Regions from separate parts of the Homo sapiens genome. Here region 2 is linked to region 1. The links are chromatin contacts, found by Hi-C or POLR2A ChIA-PET in ENCODE. All regions are on one chromosome and are shown on one strand. The core of a region is the stretch at or near the end of the contact, and the rest is flanking DNA. Distances in the headings are between cores, read along the strand shown. Region 1 holds the start of PI4KB (phosphatidylinositol 4-kinase beta). Region 2 has its middle 15 kb from the start of POGZ.

Evidence for each region. Hi-C counts contacts between places; a loop is a spot of excess contacts on that map. ChIA-PET counts read pairs that join two places held with the same protein, here RNA polymerase II (POLR2A). Pooled maps may share reads with other maps.
Region 2: a pooled map shows a loop between it and region 1 (4-fold over the local background). The contact joins the enhancer-like site here to the promoter of PI4KB in region 1. A Hi-C loop is called at or near these places in 4 of 50 pooled maps. POLR2A ChIA-PET finds 5 or more read pairs at or near these places in 3 of 52 experiments (activated CD8-positive, alpha-beta T cell, activated naive CD4-positive, alpha-beta T cell and common myeloid progenitor, CD34-positive).

The regions. Positions count from the first base shown.
Region 1 is chr1:151,324,280-151,329,248 of GRCh38, reverse strand. PI4KB (phosphatidylinositol 4-kinase beta) reads left to right here and starts at 1,833. Exons shown (of 12, transcript NM_001369623.2): 1 at 1,833-1,978. RefSeq lists a silencer at 1,396-1,465 and an enhancer at 1,401-2,325.
Region 2 is chr1:151,471,852-151,477,221 of GRCh38, reverse strand. No RefSeq gene overlaps it. Among named protein-coding and RNA genes, the nearest start is that of POGZ, 15 kb to the right of the region's middle. Within about 2 kb of position 3,926, at least 26 of the 41 ENCODE cell types and tissues checked have a DNase peak (open chromatin) inside an H3K27ac peak, as active enhancers do.

The sequences.
Region 1 (4,969 bases), core at 584-3,083:
ACCTGACTCACAATATTTCTAAGAAGCCTTCCATTCATTCATTCACCATATACTGGTGTGTGTGTGTGTGTGTGTGTGTGTGTGTGTGTGTGTATGTGTGTGTGTCCATACACATATAGGCCTTCCAAATTAACTTAAACTCCACTATGTCCCTTCAGCAATTAGGTTAGGTACCCCATTTGTTCTACTGTTGTATATACTGCATGTTTTACACAGGCATTTTCAAGCTATTACACTTTATTCTGCCTTCCAATTAAACATTGTAGCAGTGACTCTTTCATCATCTATCCTGTATGATTGTCCCAATAATTAATAATAAAGTACTATAGTAGCAACTTGTACTCTCTTGATCCTAACAAAACCCTGTAATGGGCTAATATTACTTCATCCATATGTCTTCTTTGTAGACATAGAAACTGAGGTTTAAAGAGGTTACATTAGTTATTCCAAATCAAACGGCTTGTAAGTGGCAGGGAAGATGGCATTCAAGACCCGGGCTCAAATAACTAGCCTCAATGTATTAAGTAAGGCACTAATGAGGGGCATTGCATATTAAGTAAAGCCCTAGGAAAGGCATTGAGATAGAGGTTCTGAGGACAAAGAGGGCTCTAAATCAACAATCTTAACCGAAAAATACACAAAAAACTTGCTGGGCGAGGTCGGGCCTATAATCCCAGCACTTTGGTACCTGAGGCCGGCAGATTGCTTGAGGCTAACAGTTCGAGACAAGCTTGGGCAACATAGCAAGACCCTGTCTTTACAAAACAAACAAACAAACGAAAAATACACAAAAGCAACACCAGAGGCCCATTTGCATGGCGTGTTTTTGTTTATTTGTTTGGCCTAATATGGTTTCGTTTTGTTTGGAAGAAGGGATTGTGCCCTCCAAGCCTTTGTCGTTTCACTCACCTCTCCCAACCTGGCCCTGTCCAGCCCCTCCCTGGAGGGCTGGGCATATGGATGCTGGAGGTCACAGGCTGCCCAGGCAGGTTGGTGACCTCGGAGGCAGAACCACGGCCTCGAGTCGGGCCTCTAACGGCGAAAAGACTGACGCGGTTGGACCGCGCCATTCCCGAAATGTTAAGGAGCTTAAACTCCGCATCGTCCTCCAAGATAAGTAGGAAAAGGGCAGTCAGAAAGAACGTCTTCCCCGTCCGCCGTCTTCCTGCGCGCCCTTCTAGGAACCCAGCGTCCATCCCACGGCCTGATTTACTAAGGGAGTCTTGTAGCATACGGGAGGGGGAAAAGTCATTGATTGCAATTACGGTAATTTGGTTAGTTACTCAAACGGTCGTTTACATATAACTTGCATGTTAATATACTTCTGGAAGTATGCATATGTCCATACTTCTTTAACAGGGCACCCACGGCCGCCTGCTCACCCTACTTATGCAGCAAATTTTACTTCTCTCTCGGCTTCTTTAGCCTCGCAAACGCTATCGCTTAGGTCCGCTTCTTAAATATTGGCCCCTCCTCCCACCCGTAAGCTCCTCCCTTCGCCCTCTCTCCCTCGAGAGCTTCCAAACATCTTTTCCCCGCCCCCTTTTCTATTTCTGAACAGGCATGTTCCAGGCAGCTCACCCGACTCCTTAGATTACTATGGAATCGGTAGGGTCCTGACCGCTGGGGAAGCAGGAAAGCGTATCCTGGGAAGAAAGGCTTGGCTTGGACTCCGGAGAAGAATACTACATCGAGACCTGCTGGGGAATTTTATTTTATTTTATTATTTTTTTGGTCTTGGTTGTACTGAGGGAGGAAGAAGAGGTTGTGTGGCCCGGTCGAACTTGTGGCAGCCTGAAGGCCCCCTCAGGCGGCGCCGCGGGCAGCCCCGCAGCCGGGGCCTGGTGCAGCCTCCGCGGCCGCTGTCAGGGAAGCGCAGGCGGCCAATGGAACCCGGGAGCGGTCGCTGCTGCTGAGGCGGCAGTGTCGGCAGTCCAACCGCGACTGCCCGCACCCCCTCCGCGGGGGTCCCCCAGAGGTAAGCTACTCCTCCTTCATGAGTCACCTTTGCCCTGTTGGGTGGGGGGGGGGGTCCCTCTCCCACCCTGTCCCGCACAGTCTTCCCCACCTGAGTTCGACTACGAAACTGCCCTCTTGGTGTCAGCTGCACCCCGGGTTCCTTCTCCACCCTTTCCTCTCAGGCCTGGGGTCCTCCTCCGCTTTTTGGCTTCCTCTTCTATTAGCTCCTCCCTCTGCCTCGGGGATTCCCCCCTCCCTCACTCATCCCTGTTGCCTACGTCTCGAATAATTCTTTTTTTTAAGTCATGAACCCTTTCCATATCAGACGACTCCCATAATGCCCATCCTTGTCCTTCCTCGTCGTCTCTGCCCCTGCCCCAAACCTTTTCCATGGACTCCACCTTTATCTCTTTTCCTAGTTTGCACTTTTCCTCCTATGTCCCTGTGCAACTCCAGCACTGGGTTCCCATTTCCCTGAGCTAAAGATTGCATCCCTGTCTTCCTGTGCTGCTTCTGATTCCATTACCTCACTGTCACCCACCTACCCAGCCAGCTCCTGGCTTCCAAGAATTGCCTGTTCCCTTCTCCTTAAGGGATCTCGGGCCCTTGTCATCAATCCAAAAGTACCATTTACATTCTTACTTTGAACCTAGTCCTCACTCTTCTCTGGGATGCATTATGATCCCTATAACTTTCTTTAGCTTCTCTTTCTCCCTCCTCAATCCCCCAACTTTCTAGAGGTTTCTGTCTGTAGGGGAGAGATTTGACAGTGCCCTTCCCATTCAGGATTTCCAACTTTGACACCTCCCTCGAGTTTCAGGGATTTCTCTGATCCTTGTGACATTTGTTCTGTTTTTCCCGTGGGCTTCATGTGTTCTCTGTTACACTCTTTATCTCCACATACCACTTATTTCAGGATCAACTAAACCTTGAACTAAGAAGAAAAATGTGTTGTGAGCAGGGGGAGCCTCAGCTGCCTCAGGCCGTTCAGGACAGAAGGGTGTTTCTGAAGGCCGGAGCAAGTTTTGAAGAAGTCCCTATCAGATTACACTTGGTTGACTACTCCGGAGCAGCCACTAAGAGGGATGAACAGGCCTGCGTGGAAATTGAATGAGATTGTGAGAAAACTTGTTTCAGATTATTTAATTTTAGGCTTTTGTTAAAGGAATCACAGAATAGAGTGCCTTCTCACCCCTGTCCAGATCCATGAGGAATCAGTTTATTCTTGTGGTTTACTAGAATAGTTTTGGTTGGTTCCATAAGAATTCAGGCCTGGAGTGGGGTAAGGGTATAACTGGAAAAAGGAACATGAGACAATGGAAAGAGCTTGTACATTCAGAATCGGGACTCCTGGGTTCAGCATGTGACTTCCTCACTTGACCTCTAGAGTGATCCTTTTGGAAAATGCCCACTCTCTGTAGGCATCAGTGCAGTAATAAGTTGGTAGCAGGATGTGGGTTGGGGGAAAAAATCAGATTTGGTTTATTTGTTTACAAAACATTTTGGGTTCCTCAGGCAAAAGGTATTTATTAGTAGTGGTTTAGTCATCCTGAGAATTTTCCTTCACCTTGGTCTTTCTGTCAGATGTTTCTAGTCCACAACCAGGGGTGTAAGTCATTTTGAAAGACAAGCTCCAGGCCTGCTTCCTTCATCTGCTTTGCTTTTTCCCCCAGTGCATTAAGTGGCTGATTTTCTGTCCTGTTCCTCACGTACTTGATCCATAACTCCAGATTCTATAGGTAGAAAGTATGTTTGTGGGAAAGCACTTTGAGGAAGCTGGCTGGAAAAGAGAACTTGGAGTGAACTGAGACTTAGGCAACTAGTTGCTGCCATGTCTCTCTCAGCCTGTGATAGCGAAAGGGCACGTGAGATTCCATTCATTTTCTGATTCTAGGTCTGTTTGGGAGTAGTTATGTCATCTTATCCCACTTCCTTTCTCTTCCTTGTCGTTAGTCATGGTGCAGTCTCCTCATAATTCCCCTTATTAGAAGCTTTCCTGCCAGGCGCGGTGGCTCACACCTGTAATCCCAGCATTTTGGGAGGCCGAGGCAGGCAGATCACCCGAGGTCAGGAGTTCAAGACCAGTCCGGCCAACATGGTGAAACCCCATCTCTACTAAAAATACAAAAAATTAGCCGGGCATGGTGGCGAGCTTCTGTAATCCCAGCTACTCCGGAGGCTGAAGCAGGAGAATTACTTGAACCCAGGAGGCGAAGGTTGCAGTGAGCCGAGATCACGCCACTGCACTCCAGCCTGGGTGACTGAGTGAAACTCTGTCTCAGGAAAAAAAAAAAAAAAAAAGCAGCTTTCCTCCTTGGAAGCATCCCCAACCAGAAATCATATTTCCTCTCATTTCCCTGCTTTCTTCTTAGAGTTGAGTCCACGCTCCATGAGAATGCTGAACACCATCCAAAGCAGCAAATTGAGATTCCTTGATTTGGGGAAGAGGTTTGGGAGGAACCCTTCAATAATTGGCATGGGACAAGAGGGGACCCAGTCCAAGTGTATTTGGGACTCGCAGTAGGGAGGAACAATTCAGAGAGAGGTGAGTGCACAGGCTGCTTTCTTTGCCATCTGTTTCAGTAGCGGCTCCCATAGCTGGCTTGGGCTGTCTGGCTGGAATCTGCTTATACCAGCTCCATGGCTCTGCACAGAGTTCTCAGCCTGAATCAATATTGACTTAACTACCATGAGACCACTGCCCTCCCTACCCTCGTGCTAGTAGCTTGAGAATGCCCTCTCCCCTAATGCCCACACTCTCTGGGCCCTTGTGTCAGCAGTTACCTGGATCCTGGTAGGGCTGGAGCTGGCTTGACTGCCTGGCCCTGAGTTTCTATAAGGAAAAAGGAGTACTCAATCTCTACCTTTACCATTGAGGTCAAAGGGGAGAGATGAGTTGAGACATCCTTAAAGAAAGGTTTGAGTTAGACATTAAGACATGAGGAGGAACTCCTCAACAGCAGAACAGGCAGTCAAAGATGATATGGAGTCTCTTTTGAGGAGCAACCTC
Region 2 (5,370 bases), core at 2,677-5,176, 150 kb before region 1:
GTGAAAGGAAGAAACGAGGAGAACTAAACTCAGTGAGCAGAACCTTTGGGCTGGGCGCTTTATGTACATCATCTCACACTTGTCCAATGTGTTCATCATATATTTAAGGTTTTAAACAGAGGAATGACATGATCTGATGGGCGTTTTTAAAAGCTCACTTTATCTGCAAACAGGGGCAGGGATAGATGCAGGTAGACAATTTCGGAAGCTGTTGTGCAAGTCTAGGAGAGAGATAATCTGGCTTAGATTAGAGTCGTGGCAGGCAGGATGCAGAGAAGCAGAGAGAATTATGAGATTTTAGGAGGAAAAACTGGAGGAACTAAGCCCCTTTTCTATGCTTTCATTGTATGATGAGTGTACTTTTCTCATCATAGCCTTTATTACATTTAATTAAAATTATCTAGTCTGGGTAACATGATGAAAACCTATCTCTATAAAAATTAGTTGGACATGGTGGTACCCACCTGTAGTCCCAGCTGCTGGGGTGGGGAGTTGGGGAGGTTAGCTGGGAGGATCGCTTGAGCCCAGGGGGTGGAGGCTGCACTGAGCCTCTGCACTCCGGCCTGGGAGAGTGAGAATTTGTCTCAAAAAAAAAAGAAAAATAGAAAAAGAAAAGAAATTATCTGTTTACCTGTTTACAAATTACACATCTGTATTTCTCTCTAGACATGGACTGCCCAGTATGGTAACCATTAATCACATGTAGTTTTTTAGTACCTGAAATGTGGCTAGTGCAATGTGAGATTTGCTGTAAGTAAATTCGAGAAACTTAATTCAAAACGAAGAATGTAAAATAATTTGTTAATAATTTCTAGTGGCTCATGCCTGTAATCCCTGCACTTCAGGAGACCAAGGCGGGTGGATCGCGTGAGCCCAGGAGTTGGAGACCAGCCTGGGCAACATGGGAAATCCTGTCTCTACAAAAAAATACAAAAAATTAGCTGGTGGCAAATGCCTGTGGTCTCAGCTACTCACGAGGCTGAGGTGGGAGGAGCATCTGAGCCCAGAAGGTTGAGGCTGCAATGAACCATGATTGTGTCACTGCACTCCAGCCTGGGTGACAGAGTGAGACCCTGTCCCCAAAAAAAAAAAAAAAACAAAAAAAAAAAACCAATAAAAGTATATTAATTACATATTAGGATAATATTTTAGATATATTTTTAGATATATTTGGTGAAATAAAATATATTAATATTAACATTAATTTTATCAGTTTCTTTTTAATTTTTTAATGTGGCTACTAGAAAATTGTAAATTATATATGTGGCTCTCATTACATTCCTATGGAATGGCACTGTTACAGACTATAAGAACTGAGGAAACTCTAAGGCCTTGTACTCAATAAATACGCATTAAGTGAATAAATAAATTGCAATCAGCCAGGGCACATTCAATTTCTGACTACATGTATACATTAATGATATCTTTTCACTTCAATGTTGCTATTTTCATAAAACAGAATGTACTTTCTGTACCAGCTAGACTCAAACATTCCCCAAAATCTGGCCAAAAATTTTAGAGTACTTCCACAATTCATCTACAAATGTCTCTACAGGGATATTTGTTTTCTTATAGGTATAGTCACTTTCAGCTAAGTTACTTGCTCTAGAAATGGCGTGGCATAGATATAGCATGATAACTGAGAACCATCTTAAGGCATGCATTCTAAAAGCAACAGCTAAAACGTGAAACAATACCTACACATCAAAATCAGTGAAGCTCTTCCAAAATTGTGACTTCATTTTCACCAAGTAGTTCAGCACCTTGTGAAAGTCTGTGCTTCTACTGAGCTCATGGTGCTTAAGCAAAAGGAAATGAGTCCAGTGCCTGGCTGACTCAGTTGTCATGGCCAGTTCTCATCTGAACACCTGCATGTCTTAGAACACATCAGCACTGCTCTTGTATTACTCCCCAGCAGTTTCACATATACTGTGCTCAGCTATCACATCATATCAGTAAGAAAGTACACTCTTAGAGTCAGTAGGGGTCTGGCATGTTGTATCTCTCAGAACCCTGTTAATTAATTCTCTAAAGTCTTCAATCTAAGGAAACAGCTCAGTAAATCTCTTCAACAAGTTTCCACCATTTAGCTGTCTGACAGCATTAAAATAAACTAGATCTTCATGTTCTGCTTCAGCCTTTTCCAAACATACTAAAAACTGAATATGGCCAAGGGCAGACACACAAGAAACCCAGTCTCAATGCCTCCATCAAATCATGTGATTTGCAGAGCTCCCAGCACACATTTTCCTAATGAATGATGTAATGGAAGCTGGGGCCCCCTAATCGCTTTTGACGTGAATAACTTGAATAACATGCAGAAATCTTTCTTCCCGTGATCTGTGTCAAGTGAGCTTAGCTTTTCCATACTTAGACAAACTTCTCAAGTTCCATCTTGACAAGAGGTTAGGCCCTACTAGCTAATTAGGCACACTTTTTCCCCTGAAAATTTTAAGTGGTCCACAATCCAAGGTCAAGGGAGCCTGCATCTGGTAAAAGGGCTGCAGGAGGGACACTTCCACACAAAGCTTCACTGATGAAATGAAATCACTGTGCTAGTGTCCCCATCCTGGTCTTTTCTCTGTGTATATCACAGTATGGGCATGGCACCTTCATTCATTCAACCAATATTTCTTAGTGTTAGCCATGTGCAAAGCCCTTTGGAAGATACCAAGATAAATAATACTAACAGCTATCATTTAATGAGCCTCTTACATCCGAGATCCTTCTAAATGCACAACACCAAAAGATTAACTCCCTTTCGCTGAAGAATAAAACTGGGTCCCTATATTTAAGGAGTTTATATTTACAAAGATTTCTGATATATAGCATGGTACAGACTATATGTATATGAAATCCTAACTGCTGTTTGTAATGAAATTAACAAGTACATCAGATTGTTTAATTTGTAGTACTCAACAGCATTCTGATCTAAGCACTTCTCAAATGTTTGTTGACAGGGCCAACTAGGAGACAGTGACAGGTTGTTTTCTATCTACACTAGGAACACAGCAAAAAAATACTTAAAATGCATGCGCAATAAAGCAAAATTTCCTAAATCTTAATAAAGAGAAGCTCGTAAATTACTTGCCACTGAAATTTTTTAAATAATCTGAATTAAACCTGGGCTGAGCTAGGTATAATTTTACCCACTTGAAGCAGGGACATGTATTAGAATGAAGTAAAACAAAAACTCCACGTCATCACCTACAGAAATGTTCATCATGCACCACGGTGATGTTTTGGGGAGTAGGCCTCCATTTGGCAAAATTACTAGCACACCAAAATCTTATTCTGGTGTCAAGTGAGACCAGCAGCCAGAGCCTAGGAGCCTGATGTTGGGCCCTGTTAAAATGTTATTTACATCTAAATTAATTTGAGAGAGAAAAAGAAAGTAGGAAAAACTATATTTTAAATATCACATTTTTTTTTCCTCCACTTCATTTTCTGCACTCCTACTATGGCTCCCTTAACTCAGTCTGAGGCCAAGAGATTATGATGACAAAAGAGAAATGATCAATAAGAAAAGGCGGCTCCTGAAAACCCAAGCCCACTCGAGGGTTCAGACCTCGAATCCCACCCTTCGGAGCCTCGCCGCTCCCTCCCGGGTTGCGGGCGCCAGCAGAGGAGCGCAGGGCGGACACTGCCCTTTTCTGGACTTCGGTGCTCTTCACCCCGCTTCCCAGTGCCTCCTGCCGCCCCGCGGCCTCCACACCCACGCGCCGCGGGCCCCCGCGCCTTCGCGGCTCCAGCTGTCCCCTCCCGGTATACCCACCCACCCGCACGTCCAACGCCCTTTTTTCCCCCCCCGAAAACTTTCTAGACGGTAGGGACTATTTTCTTCTAATGTAACCTTCCACCAAACTGGAGGGAAAAGTTACCCGAGGCCAGAGAAGGGCTGGGGACGTGGGAGGGACTCACAAGATCCCTGGTTCTAAAAACAGAGGTCTCTTTCCATGAAAGTGAGTAACTGGGCCCCCAAGCCAGAGTTTTGTTTGTTGGATTAATTGGTCAAGGTGCACGTTGAAGCTAAATATCTTAAATGGAGATTTTTAAAAAATGGATATAAAATAGACTCCACTAGACAAATGGTTCTTGTCTTCAGACCTTGCAGTTCTTTCTATTGATTCTCATGTTATCTGTCCCTCCCTACCCCGGGCTCCCACGTCATGAGGTTCACGTATAGGGAAATCCAGGTCACTTCAGTATGATGACTTCATAAACCCTAGAGGAAGAAGTCAAATCTAGAAACTGCTCTTTGAGGCAGTTTGCTGAATTCTATTCTGTATTCTGGAAAGGTAAGCTAACCTGCAGAAATAGTTAATGATTGGGATAATCCTCTAGACCTTCTTTTTCAAACTGGGTGGCAAAATCAGTTTGACAAGCAGTATTAAGAAGGAAGGAGAGGACGGAATGATGGAAGAAAGGGCTGGGCACAGTGGCCCAAGCTGTAATCCCTGCACTTTGGGAGGCCGAGGCAGGGGGAACACTTGAGGCCCCAGGTTGGAGACCAGACTGGGCAACATAGGGAGATCCCATCTCTACAAATAAAAATAAAACTAGCCGGGTGTGGTGGTGCACTTCTGTGGTCCCAGCTACTCCAGAGGCTGAGGCAGGAGGATTGCATGAGCCCAGGAGTTCAAGGCTGCAGTGAGCCATGTTTTATAAGCCACTGCACTCCAGCTTGGGCAACGGAGCAAGACACTGTCTCAAAAAAAAAAAAAAAAAAAAAAGAGGTGTAATAAAAGAGAATAGAAAGCTATCACATAGTGAATATCAGTAGTCTTTCATACAATCTGAATCATGAAAAGTACTGTGTGTTTGTGTGTAGCCAGTCAAGATGTAGAATATGCTTTTTACTGTGGGTGGCTGTCAAAAAATGTTTAAAAACCACTGTGCTAGACAGTGGAACTTTTTAAGGATGCTTAGATTGGAAAGGTTGAAAAGTCATCTAATTTATTCCTCTATACTTAGACAGTATTTCATTTTAAGAATAGTACAGACTTTAATTACCTTTCTTGCTTATCATCTCATCTCAACATTTCCTACTAATGATTTGTGAATAATTTGTCTCTTTAAAGCTATTATTTCAGTAAAGAAAGCTATAACTTTCTTTACTGAAAGAAAGTTATACAAAGGCAATTCTGCCAAGTTCCCTTTTTTTCTATGGCTCTTCTATCCTGTCCCCTGGGCAGTGGACATATTACAAATGTGCCTGAAAGATCTGTCTCCAGTGGAGTCCCAGAGAAATCTGAGTTGCTGGAATATCATGTCATCAGATACCCCCATGGATCTATTTTACTTTATTTTAAAATTTGAATTTTTATTTATCTTTTTTCCCCTTATTATTTATTTCTAAAATTTCATCCA